Regions from separate parts of the Homo sapiens genome. Here all the other regions are linked to region 1. A link is a contact called in ENCODE Hi-C or POLR2A ChIA-PET data. All regions are on one chromosome and are shown on one strand. The core of a region is the stretch at or near the end of the contact, and the rest is flanking DNA. Distances in the headings are between cores, read along the strand shown.

Region 1 (2,700 bases), core at 166-2,665:
AGGCTGGTGGGTGGATTGCTTGAGCCCAGGAGTTTGAGACCAGCCTGGACAACATGGCCAAACCCCAACACTACAAAAAATATAAAAATTAGCTGGGCGTGGTGGCGCACGCCTGTAATCCTAGCTACTCAGAGGTTAGGTGGTAGGACCTCCTGAGCCCAGGAGAAGGAGGATGCAGTGAGCAGAGATCGCGCCACTGCACTCCAACCTGCGTGACAGAGCGGGACCCTGTCTCAAAAAAAATAAAATAAAGAAAAAATCCTAAGGCCATATACAGGCTCATTCACTTTGGGTCTCCTTTCATCCAGGCAAGCAGCTTTCTGTCTTTGCATTTTCCAAAGACTACAAAGCAGGCTGGGGTGGGGTGGGGTGGGGTGTAGAACACAGGAAACGCAGCCAGTTCCCCTTCACTTCTCACTATCTTGATCTCCTCCCAAACCAAAATCCTATGTCTTTCCTTTTAACATAGGCTTACAAAAATGCAGTTTTCTGTGGGAACATTGAGGTCATGCATTCCAAATTACTTAAGGGAACGATTTTTAAATTTTAGGAATCTAGTTCTCCAAGATATCCCGGCTTGGGATATAGATGAACGAGCTATTTGGGAGAGATTTAGACGAGAATGAATTTTAGAGAAGTAGCGAGGTGAGGAGAGAGTCAGCTTAGCGTTTGGGTTTTGCAGTCAAATTTCAGCAAGGCGAACTAACCTCGCTGGTCTTAATTTTCTCATCGGTAAGAGGGAAAATAATAATGCTTACTTTGATGAATTACTTTACTTCAACATTTAAAAAACCGACTCTCCGTTATCTATTCTAATGATAAAAATATAGATAGAGCATCGTCCCCTGCTGTGAAAAATCTTATGAACAAGTGAATTGCGGTGAGGATTCACATAGTATGTGCTCAATAAACATTATTTTATTGTTTAGATTAGAAGAGGGGTGGAGGGAGAAATGAAAGTGGTTTGGAAACCCCAAACACTACCAAAGCCCTGGGGATGGAAGTAGAGAGGAATTTCGGGTTACGATTTGGTTCCGGGTCTGAGTTTCAACGTTGAATTCTCCCATATTTGGGCCTGAATTCTCAGAACAGAATAGGATGTAAGGGCTGAGATCATCTGGTACAGTTTTATGCAAATCGAAAATTCTTGCCTCTTGTCACTGTGCCCTGGCGAGAAACAACACCTCCACCCAAGCTCATCCAATCTCAGCCCCAACTAGGTGACGTCATCTCCCCGCCCTGCATCCCCAAGCCTCGGGGAGTCCTGTCTCTAAGCTACAGTCCCAGCTCCAGTCCCAGCTCCAGTCCCAGCGGCGCCTGCGCACTTTGGACCGGGGCGGGGAGGACGCGTGCGCGCCGCGTGAGGGCGGGGCTAGTGCGCACGCAGCCTTAGCTCCTTCCCCGCCCTTGCTCTTCCCAGTTTCTCCGTCAGCCTGCGGGTCCCGGCTGGCGGCTGCTTCCGGTAGGAGAGCGGTGTAGAGCGAGCAGGTCTCAGCTCCTCGTCATGTCATACGGTCCCTTAGACATGTACCGGAACCCGGGGCCCTCGGGGCCCCAGCTCCGGGACTTCAGCAGCATCATCCAGACGTGCAGCGGCAACATCCAGCGGATCAGCCAAGCCAGTGAGCCGGGGTACCGAGCTGGGGGGCGGGAGCTGTCCCGGGGACAGGCCTGGGTGAGGCTGCCGGGACGCAGGGCCCGGCTGGGGCTACGGCCGAGGCCACACCTGGGGCTGTCTCGGGCTGTCCACCCTGGGGGCGGTGGGCTGCCATCCCCCAATCTGTCAGGCCCGGGTTGCCCGAGGGTCCCCGGCCCCAGCTGAAGCTTGAGCTGCTTCTCTGGAGTTCTGCCCCCACGGTGCTGGGACCAAAACAGCCGACTTGACAGCCCGAGGGTGGGAAGGGGAGTGTGTGTCACCTCGAGAGCTGTGAGTGCGTTGACTTGGCGCAGTGGTCAGCCGAGTTTCTCCTGTCACCCACCTTCCTCCCCACCCACCTCGCTTTCCTCTTAGACCAGTTTGGATGGGGTTGTTTACTGATTTAGCCTTTAGGTTTACATTCTGCTCAGCCCCTGGCTCCTCGGAAATCAGCAACTTTCAATTAAGGGAAGTGGAGAGTGCATGTGTTTGGGTGACTTCATACACAGTTCTTCCTGTAATGAATTCGGAAATCAGACACAATGACTGGTATTTGAAAGGTGGGATGACTTCATTTTAATAAAGAGAATTCACCAACAGCATTTCAATTTACATTATTTTGTCTTTTGTAACAAATAATTGGGGTGTATTTTTGGATTTCAGGCAGATGAGGCTTTTGTTTTCCTTCCCTACTTAGCTGCTCTTGAACAAATCTGGTACACAGGGAAGCTAAGACACTTAGCCACAACCACATAGCAAGTAAGGCATGGTAGAGTTGTTGGTGGAATTCAGAATGCTATTGCTTGTCTTAAAACTCCCTCCTCCCCATTAGGGTCTGAGTGAAACTGTAGCTGAATGAGTCAAATACAGGGTGTTTCTTGTGCTTGAAAATCATCTTGGAGCCTTATAAACAGGAGATCAGCAGCAGCTTTACTTGGAAAGAATGGTGGTCATCATCCTTGTTGTTTATTATTGTTTTGTGAGCTTGGCGTACTCTGTTAATAGGTAGAACTAGTTAGTCCTGAATTACAATTATATTCTATATTTTAAAGAGTGTCACTTTG
Region 2 (2,700 bases), core at 149-2,648, 200 kb before region 1:
CTCCAGCCTTCTGGGGGTGGGGTGGGGATACCTTGACAGGAATCTCCGAGCTGACTTGGTTCTCTGTGTGCGCCTATCTCCTAGGACACATCAGTCAACACAGGCTTGGAGCCTGTCAGAGCTAGAAGGTGCCTTAGGGAGCCACTAATCCAACCTCCTTCGCTATGCAGGAGGAAGGAAACCAAGGCCCAGAGAGGGGAAGCAGCCTGCCTAACGTCACACAGCCGAACTCCTGGTTGCCCTTTTCTTTCATAGTTCCCCAGTGGGAGCCCTCTATGTGTGGTAAAGACACTGGGGAGTAGGGTACAGTTAGCCCAGAAAGGCTTTTCTGAGGCAGAGGGAGGTGGAACCGACTAGTTGGGAGGGGAATCTGTAGTCCTAGAGAGTTTATGAGAACTGCCCAACAGTGCATCCAAAGACATGAGCACCTCGCAGCCCTGGAATCTGGGCCACATAAATTTGGTGGGATCCAGGCTTTGCCAAAAAGAGCTGGTGGATGCTCATTCCTGCTCCACTTCCTATCCCAGCGCCCCAGAGAGCTGTCTCCCCAAACCAAAGGCAAGGGAAGGTTACAAAGTTCCCTATACCTGGCCTTGAATGCAAGTTCCCTCTGTGGTCCAGGGCATCCCTGCCTTTTATTATTTACGTAGATCTCTGCCAGGAAGCCTCTGCGATGCATGAGTAAAGAGGTGTTCTGCCAGGTAGTTTTTATTTCAACTCCATTTTGCAGAAAAGCAAACTGAGGCTCACAAGAGGTAGGGTAATTTGCTCAAGTTCACACAGACAACAAATGGGGCCTTGAGCTCCTTCCAGTACACCAGGGTCTTTCCCAGTGGACATGGAAGGCCAATCAAACAGGAAACAGGGAGAACTGGGGATAGGAGAGGTTGGGAGTTGACACAGGCCCAGGCCCAACATCCTGGGCTAAGGAGGAACCCCGAGGCATCTGAATTTGAATCTGGGTATCTGGCAGTGATGGAGTGAAAGGTCAGCAAGGAGATGAGAGGAAGAGGAAAGCAGAATTCCACCAGCCTCACAGCCTGCCTGGACCATCCCCTGGGGAGCCAGCCTGGAGCTCTCTGCCAGCCCCCGCCCCACCCCCAGTGGAAGGCAAAAGGAGCACTGTGAGGAGACTAGTGTGACAGAGACCTTGGGAAGTGAAATCTCACAGGCTTGGTGCAGGGGAAGGGAATTCAAATGTTTTGGGGGCTACCTCTATTCCTCAGGATGGGGCTGGATGTCACACGGGTGCCCTTCATTTCCCACCCTTACTATGTGCAGATGCTATGCTAACTGATTGAAATGTTGTGTAACTTTGAGCCCCACCACAAGGCCATGGCCTATCTAGTGTTATCTAGTTTTTCACGTGAGGAAAGGGAAACTCAGGAGTAAAAGGACTTGTTCAAGGTCACACAGCCAGCGAGTGGCAACTGTGGCATAGGTGAAGCGTGCCTATCCCGACTGCTTTTGTTTACCATGGTGAGAGTATGCTAGGTGGGGGCAGGAAACAGAACTGAACAAGGGCCACTGGCAGGGGGAGAAGGGTCCACCATCAGATGGGGAAGATGCCTGCTGAGTTGCCAAAAGGTTCATCAGTTTACAGAGCACCAAATGGTGCTGGAAGGGAACAAAGTTGTGGGAAAGCGTCCCTTCCCCTGCCCAACAAAGGGCAGGGTAGACCTCTTTCCTTCCCCAAGCCATAGTGCCAAGAGTGAGCCCTGAGAGGTCACATACCTACTCCTGGATTCTCAGGGCTCTTGTAAAATGAAGCCCCTCCCATCCCGGGGCCCTTCTCTGGACTCTGGGGCCTGCAAGGTGCAGAAATGCTCTCAAAGAAAGCTACTGTCGCCGTCGGGAAAATTATCCAGGATTTTCCCAGCACATCTGCCCCCACATCGGCTCCGCAGTTGGGAGGCGGGGCGGGGGTGCTGCATGCTGGGAGAAGACTGCCTTGCCTCCCTCCTAGCAGCCCTCAGATTCCTCTGGCTGGAGCAAGAAGCTCCAGTCCGCAGGCCCAGCACTTCTCAGGGCCCGAAGAGCCCGCCTCCGAGTTTTCCCGCCGCCGCCGCCGCCTCTGGGGCTACCTGGCAGGCTAAGCTGCCCACTGATCCCTGCCACCTCCGCCCCCCTCCCAGATGAGGCCACAGAGTTTCTGGCTCCTGGAGGAGGTGACGGGCGGAGAGGGAAACCAGGCGGCTGGGGGAGGGGCGTTGCCTGCACCTGGCCCTTCTCCGCCGCGCAAGCCGGGAGGGGCGGGACTGGACCCCCGCCAGACCCGAAAAGAGAGGCCGAGGAGGCGAGGGGTGCTCTCTCCACTCCCGCAGTCTGGGGCCGGGCGGCGAGGTCTCCCCCCACCACCCTCGCCGCGGAGGCGCCCCCTAGGGTCGGGCGCCAGGCGCCCCTGCCCGAGCTGCGCGCTTAGCTCGCTCCCCCGGCCGGCCGCGCTCTCCAGCTGCAGGAAATTCCAGAAGCTCTCCATCATCCCCGCGCAGCGCGCAGCCCGGGCTGCCAAGGCTCCCCGAAGGAGAGCCACATGCCGGCCGGCCGCGCGGCCCGCCCTCGGCCCCCACCCGGTCCAACCCGGCCGGGTAGCCACGTCTGGCCGGGCGGGGGCCAAGCCGGCCGCCCCTTCCCGCGCCCCGGGCCCGGCGGAATGCGTGGCAGCCCCGACCGGGGGCTATTTTGAGCGGGAGGGGAGCG
Region 3 (2,700 bases), core at 126-2,625, 220 kb before region 1:
AAGTCAAAGGGGTACTTCTGTCTGCCTGTCTGCTGTTGGGTCAGTGTGTCTGAGCTTGCCCATAGGGACACCAGCTGGTTGGGAGGGGGCTGGGGGCCCCAACCTGCTGTGCACAGTGCCGGGAAGCGCCAGCCCACATCCTTGAGTCCCCAGCCCCACCCTCCCCGGCTGTGGCTGTGACCACCCCACCCCTTCCCCAGCCCTCCTTCCCCTCCCCCACCCACTGCCTCCCCAGGGGAGCCAGGCTGCCAGCCCCAGCTCTCACTTCCGGCCTCATGACCCTCTCTCCAGCTTGCACACTCCTCCTCCCCCACCATTTCCCTCCCAGCCTGGTTCGAAGGCCCTGGGATGTCCTCAAATGGAAAACACTGCATCAAAGGGGCCATTACTGCTGCTCTGAGACCTTCCCATCACCTCCCTTTTCCTCCAGGGGCCTTATCTCTCAGGATCTGTCCCTCAGGGACTAGTCATCACCTCTGTCCACCTCCTTCCCTTCAGCCGCCTACCTGCCCACACAGTAACACCTGAATATCTTCTTTCAACCTGATCCCAGGCACAATATCATAATACAAATAACAATGATGGCAATAATAATGGCAGCTGTCACTCATTTGGCATCATTTAAATAGAGGCACAGAGAGGTTAAGTTATGCCCTTAAGAACAAACAGCCATCTCATTCAATTAAGCTGGTGTCTGAATTTAGGTTGGGCTTCTGTAAATCAAACTTCTTTGGTGTCCAGAGATTCAGCGCCCTCCCCTGCAGCCTCCTACAACGGTCCTAGTCCCAACCATCAGTTCTAATTTTTGACTTCTAATCTATCCTCCTCTCAGCTTCTAGTCACCACCTCCCACCAACAGCCATCCAACTAGATGCACTACTCTCCCTCGCCACTAGGTGTCCCCTTGGAGCCACTGATGCCCCCAAGGGGAGCTGGCCCTGCCCCGCCCCCTGGGGCCATCAGGGCCCCCCCACAGCACAGCACAGCAGTGCACACCCCACCCCACCCTACCCCCAGCCACACAGAGCTCCTTTGTGCAACCCTCGCCCACCCCCTTCCTCCCTGGAACAGGGCACCTGGCAAGCAGGTCTGCCCCAGAACCGCCCCCTGCCAGCCCCCTGCCCTGGGTGCCAGGTGTGTGGGCGCCACCGCCAGCTCTGGCTGGACCCGAGGGTCACCCTGCCGGCGGCCCTCCCTTCCTCCCTCCGAGGTCACCCAGGGACTAAGCTTCCCGCCCTGCTCCGCCCCCCTCCCCTCCTGCCCTTGGCCCTTCCAGACTCCCGTCCTTGTCTTTCCTTCTGTCTCCCGGAGGACTCCCCTCCTCCAGCCCCACTAGGCCTTCCCTGCAGCCTCTCACCCCCGCCCACCTCCTTCCCCAGAGAGCTCCTTGTTCCACGCCCCCCCGCTCCCCGCCCAGGTCTGAAGAACTCCTCCTCCTGGAAAGTTGCTGCTGGAAAGGAAGTGACTTCAGCAATTTGGCCACAAGGCTGGGCACTGCTGAGCCCAGCTCAGCTCAAGGCTTGCCCAACCCACCTCCAAAGCACAAATGGAGCCACATGTGCACATCACTCCCACTGTGCACCCAGAACCCTGAGCACACACTTAGCCAGTGTACACACAGATCCCCGTGTGCATACACCGTACCATCGCAGTGTATTCAGATCTTGTCTATACACACATCTCTCCAGTGTACACTAGCACCCTTGCACACATGACATCCAGTGTGGCACACACAGTATCCCCACACCTGCCCAGTACACACCCAGAATCCTGCATATTCATACTTCCGGGTACCACATACACAGCCCTTGAACGCTCCCCAGCCCAGTCCACTTACACAACTCTTGTATATTACCCCATGTGCACGGAAGGACAGAGCCTTCCACACACACCTGCTTGCACACAAGCTTGAGTGCCCTGTACATTTACATTCGGATACACACAGCCTCGCATCCTCCCACAGCTGTACCTCCCCACCCTTACAATCCCAGGAGACTCCACCCCCAGACCTCAGGCCCCAGGAATGCTCCTTTGGAAGTAGGGTGGGGTCCCCAGGCAGGCTCAGCTCTAGGGAGCTTCCTGGAGCCGCAGGCTTCATGTGTCAGTTCAGGGAGTTGCCTCTGCAGGGCAGGGCAGCTTCACCTGGCTCTGCAGCTCCTGAGCCTGGGTGGGCTAACCTGGGCCAGGAGTAGGGAGGTGGGTCCTGCCACTGCCCCCGCCCCCTCCCTGTCCTGCAAGGGCACCTTAGCATACCTGGGCTACCCAGGCCCTCCCAGCACCTCACCTTGGCCTCCCAGTTCTCTGCTTCCACAGACTCCGGTAGAGAGGTGTCCTGGGGGGGTCAGCAGCTGCACACATCAGGCACTCTGGTTTCCACCTCTGCCCTGAGTCCTGGTCATTGTCACAACCCCTTTCTCCTCCCAGTTCTCTCAGGTCATCAAGGCGCAGGGAAGAGTCCTCAGGCTAGGAGGTAGGACTCACTGTATATCCATGAGCCTCAGTTCCCCTTTCTGGATAATGGGGAGTTTGAGTAAATGTTGGGTTAATATGTTTTGATTCTGTAAAGAAGCTCTTTTTGACCTAAGCTGGGAGGGGATCCCTGTTGGGACTGGGAGGCAAGTTCCCCTGATCCCCACTTCCTGGGGGTGGCCCAGGCCCAAGCCTGACTTCCCTGCACACTGTTACCTGAGCAGGCTGCGA
Region 4 (2,700 bases), core at 152-2,651, 220 kb after region 1:
TTTTGCAGACTGGTTGACCACACTTTGAATTGCACTGCTTAGAACATGACATCAAGAACCAAAGTGCGAAAAATTAGTGTTACAGCTAGAAGAGTCCTTAGCATTTCTAATCTCTCTGTAAAGAAACGAAACCCAATGAAAAAAAGGGCCCTAAGATTACACAGTAAGTTTGCAGCTTTTGGTCTTAAGAAGTCTTTCCACTACTCCACAGAACTTCCATGGTGACTACTTGTCCACTTGCTTCAGAACATGTTGACATGAAATTCCAGGTTGAATGACTAATTCTCCATACTGTACTTCTGAAACAACTCCAACTGATAAGACACTAAAACACTACCCAAGACTAGATATCTAAGCACAAAAGAGAGCTCATATGATGGGAGCCTGCTCTCAGACACTTCAGTTAAAATATTCAAGCAGTAAATCTGGATCTGAATTTTCTACAGTGAAGGTTAAAAAAAAATCCTGTATTCTATTAGTAATACTCCATAAAAGCAGATGGCATTTTTGTGAGGAGGAGAACTGGAGTATAATTTGTTTTCAGATTGATGGTTCCACAATGTAAGCCTAGAATTAGATGACTCTTAACATTTTGGATAAAACAAAACGACAACAAAACCAGTACCTATATATGATATACTCAACTAATACATGATGTGGCGCTTTCATCAATTCATATTGTACAAAACATACAGCTGGCCATTAATTTTAATCTATTCTCCAAAGTAGGCTCAGAGGATTCTCACACAGGGTTACATCGCTTTGTTCAGGAAACCAGGTCCAGGCATTGGGCAGGGAAAAGATAAAGAGACTCAGGCTGTATATGAAAACTAACAAAAGAAAGGCTAATGTTTGTGAGAAAGAAAATGCAAAAAGATGTGGAGTTACCAAAATAAAAAATACTGGCTTTGAATCATGAGAAGAAATAAGCAACAAAAAGGGGAATCTGAAAAAAGTAAATTAGATTCCTGAAGTCTGGAAGCCCATGATTTTTATCTGGTATTAGAGAGCTGTAACTGAAATGAACCAAATTGATCTGTAAAGTCTTGTTCCTACTTTCTGCGCCATATTGTAAGGCAGCATAGTATAGTACAAGGGCTCTTGACCTTGAGTAAAATACCTCTAGGCCAGCAGTCCTCAACCTTTTCAGCACCAGGGACCAGTTTCGTAGAGGACAATTTTTCCATGGACCTGGGTGGGGGGCGAGAGGTTTCGAGATGAAATTGTTCCACCTCAGATCATCAGGCATTAGTTAGATTTTCATAAGGAACATGCAACTAGATCCCTTGCATGTGCAGTTCACAATAGGGTTTGTACTCCTATGAGAATCTAATGCCGCCACTGATCTGACAGGAAGTGGAGCTCAGGCAGTAATACTCACTTGCCGGCCTGCTCACTTCCTGCTATGTGGCTGTGCTGCCTGGTTGCTAACAGGCCGCTGACTGGTATCAGTCTGAGGCCCGGGAATTGGGGACCCCTGCTCTAGGCAGGCTATGTAATCCCTGAATCTTTGAGCAACATTTTGTATGTATTTGTATCTTTGATGGTGATGGTTTACAGTTTTAAATATTTTCTCAAAAGAGTACCTCACTATAAAAGGAGCTGCATGAAAGTGCACTGGACCAAAAAGTTAGGGAATGTGAATTTCAAACATGGTATGGTTACAAATTTGCAATGTGACCATGAATAAGCTGCCCCCACTACCCCTATGATGGACATCACTTTTCTCAACTGTAAAATGAGGAATTCAGATTAGACTTCTGTCTCTTTTAATTCAAACAATCTATGATTAATTAATTCTAAATAATAGAATTTTAGGCTTAGTGGCATCTGGCATTTGAAATATTTCTGGTCAGAAAGAATTTCCAAGATTCTTTAAATCACAACACATTGATACTACCAACCTACAATCCTGGACCTAGATTTCTGTCCACGAAAAGTTACTAGCTAGTTCTACTTAACTTGTCCTGATAGTTATATAAACCAGCCAAAAAAAAAAATGTGGCACCCTATTAACTAGCGTTGACAGCAGTTGTGATACATGTCATCAAACATAATCTACAGAACATGTTTCCTTTAAAAAGGCATTTGTCCAAAGACAACAAGAGAACTTTCCAAAATTATGCTTAGAGAAGCCCGTTAGAAATATAGAGCTTCCTCCCAAAAGGTTTCAACCAAACCTCTATTTTTTTAAATACAGAGTTTAACATATAACTGTGGCATAATTTATAAGCAGTTGTCATGGGGAATCTAAGGAATCCCTGGAAAGAAAAGGAGGAAACCAGGAAGAAACAGAGAATCAGACTGGTTATATGCCACACTTACCACCCACGTTGCTTTTATGCTTATCATAGATTTCTCTCACTTTCCGGTAGCGGAAAGCTAGTTTCCTCATCCAGTCCACACCTCCCTGAACACCCACAGATGAACCATGGCTGCCACTACCTCCTGAGCCACTGAAACCATCTGTTGAGAAACTGTAGTTGCTGCAAGGAGAGAAGATAATAAAAATTAAAATTTATACAGCATAAAGTTTTTGTTTGAGTGCTATTTGGTTGGGTTCTTGGTATCTGATAAATAAGGCCAATGGCTTTAAGGATCTTCTTCCTTAATCTCTGTATGTCAGAGTCTATCTTTCATTAGTTCTCTATCTCACACTTATTACTTCTATCAAAGAAAGGACTGAAATGAGAGAGGGAA

What was found. Hi-C counts contacts between places; a loop is a spot of excess contacts on that map. ChIA-PET counts read pairs that join two places held with the same protein, here RNA polymerase II (POLR2A). Pooled maps may share reads with other maps.
Region 2: POLR2A ChIA-PET joins it to region 1 with 12 read pairs in AG04449. The contact joins the enhancer-like site here to the promoter of STX12 in region 1. A Hi-C loop is called at or near these places in 3 of 37 single-sample maps with no recorded cell type and 9 of 50 pooled maps. POLR2A ChIA-PET finds 5 or more read pairs at or near these places in 7 of 52 experiments (AG04449, GM12878, MCF 10A and 4 more).
Region 3: a loop to region 1 is called in a pooled map, with 4 times the contacts of the local background. The contact joins the enhancer-like site here to the promoter of STX12 in region 1. A Hi-C loop is called at or near these places in 3 of 37 single-sample maps with no recorded cell type and 9 of 50 pooled maps. POLR2A ChIA-PET finds 5 or more read pairs at or near these places in 3 of 52 experiments (PC-9, activated CD4-positive, alpha-beta T cell and naive thymus-derived CD4-positive, alpha-beta T cell).
Region 4: a loop to region 1 is called in a pooled map, with 2.5 times the contacts of the local background. The contact joins the enhancer-like site here to the promoter of STX12 in region 1. A Hi-C loop is called at or near these places in 3 of 50 pooled maps. POLR2A ChIA-PET finds 5 or more read pairs at or near these places in 8 of 52 experiments (GM12878, HEK293, K562 and 4 more).

The regions. Positions count from the first base shown.
Region 1 is chr1:27,771,804-27,774,503 of GRCh38, forward strand. It overlaps STX12 (syntaxin 12), which reads left to right and starts at 1,416. Exons shown (of 9, transcript NM_177424.3): 1 at 1,416-1,622. The coding sequence starts at 1,505. RefSeq lists enhancers at 1,136-1,285, 1,252-1,752, 1,406-1,555, 1,753-2,253 and a silencer at 1,666-1,875.
Region 2 is chr1:27,573,118-27,575,817 of GRCh38, forward strand. The region is part of intron 3 of AHDC1 (AT-hook DNA binding motif containing 1); the gene reads right to left. Among named protein-coding and RNA genes, the nearest start is that of AHDC1, 30 kb to the right of the region's middle. Within about 2 kb of position 1,399, at least 7 of the 41 ENCODE cell types and tissues checked have a DNase peak (open chromatin) inside an H3K27ac peak, as active enhancers do.
Region 3 is chr1:27,556,021-27,558,720 of GRCh38, forward strand. AHDC1 (AT-hook DNA binding motif containing 1) reads right to left here. Exons shown (of 9, transcript NM_001371928.1): 4 at 2,686-2,700; 5 at 2,285-2,510. Among named protein-coding and RNA genes, the nearest start is that of AHDC1, 47 kb to the right of the region's middle. RefSeq lists an enhancer at 1,462-1,551. Within about 2 kb of position 1,376, at least 32 of the 41 ENCODE cell types and tissues checked have a DNase peak (open chromatin) inside an H3K27ac peak, as active enhancers do; they include PC-9, where a contact is called at or near this core.
Region 4 is chr1:27,991,075-27,993,774 of GRCh38, forward strand. It overlaps EYA3 (EYA transcriptional coactivator and phosphatase 3), which reads right to left. Exons shown (of 18, transcript NM_001990.4): 14 at 2,326-2,486. Among named protein-coding and RNA genes, the nearest start is that of XKR8, 32 kb to the left of the region's middle. Within about 2 kb of position 1,402, at least 8 of the 41 ENCODE cell types and tissues checked have a DNase peak (open chromatin) inside an H3K27ac peak, as active enhancers do.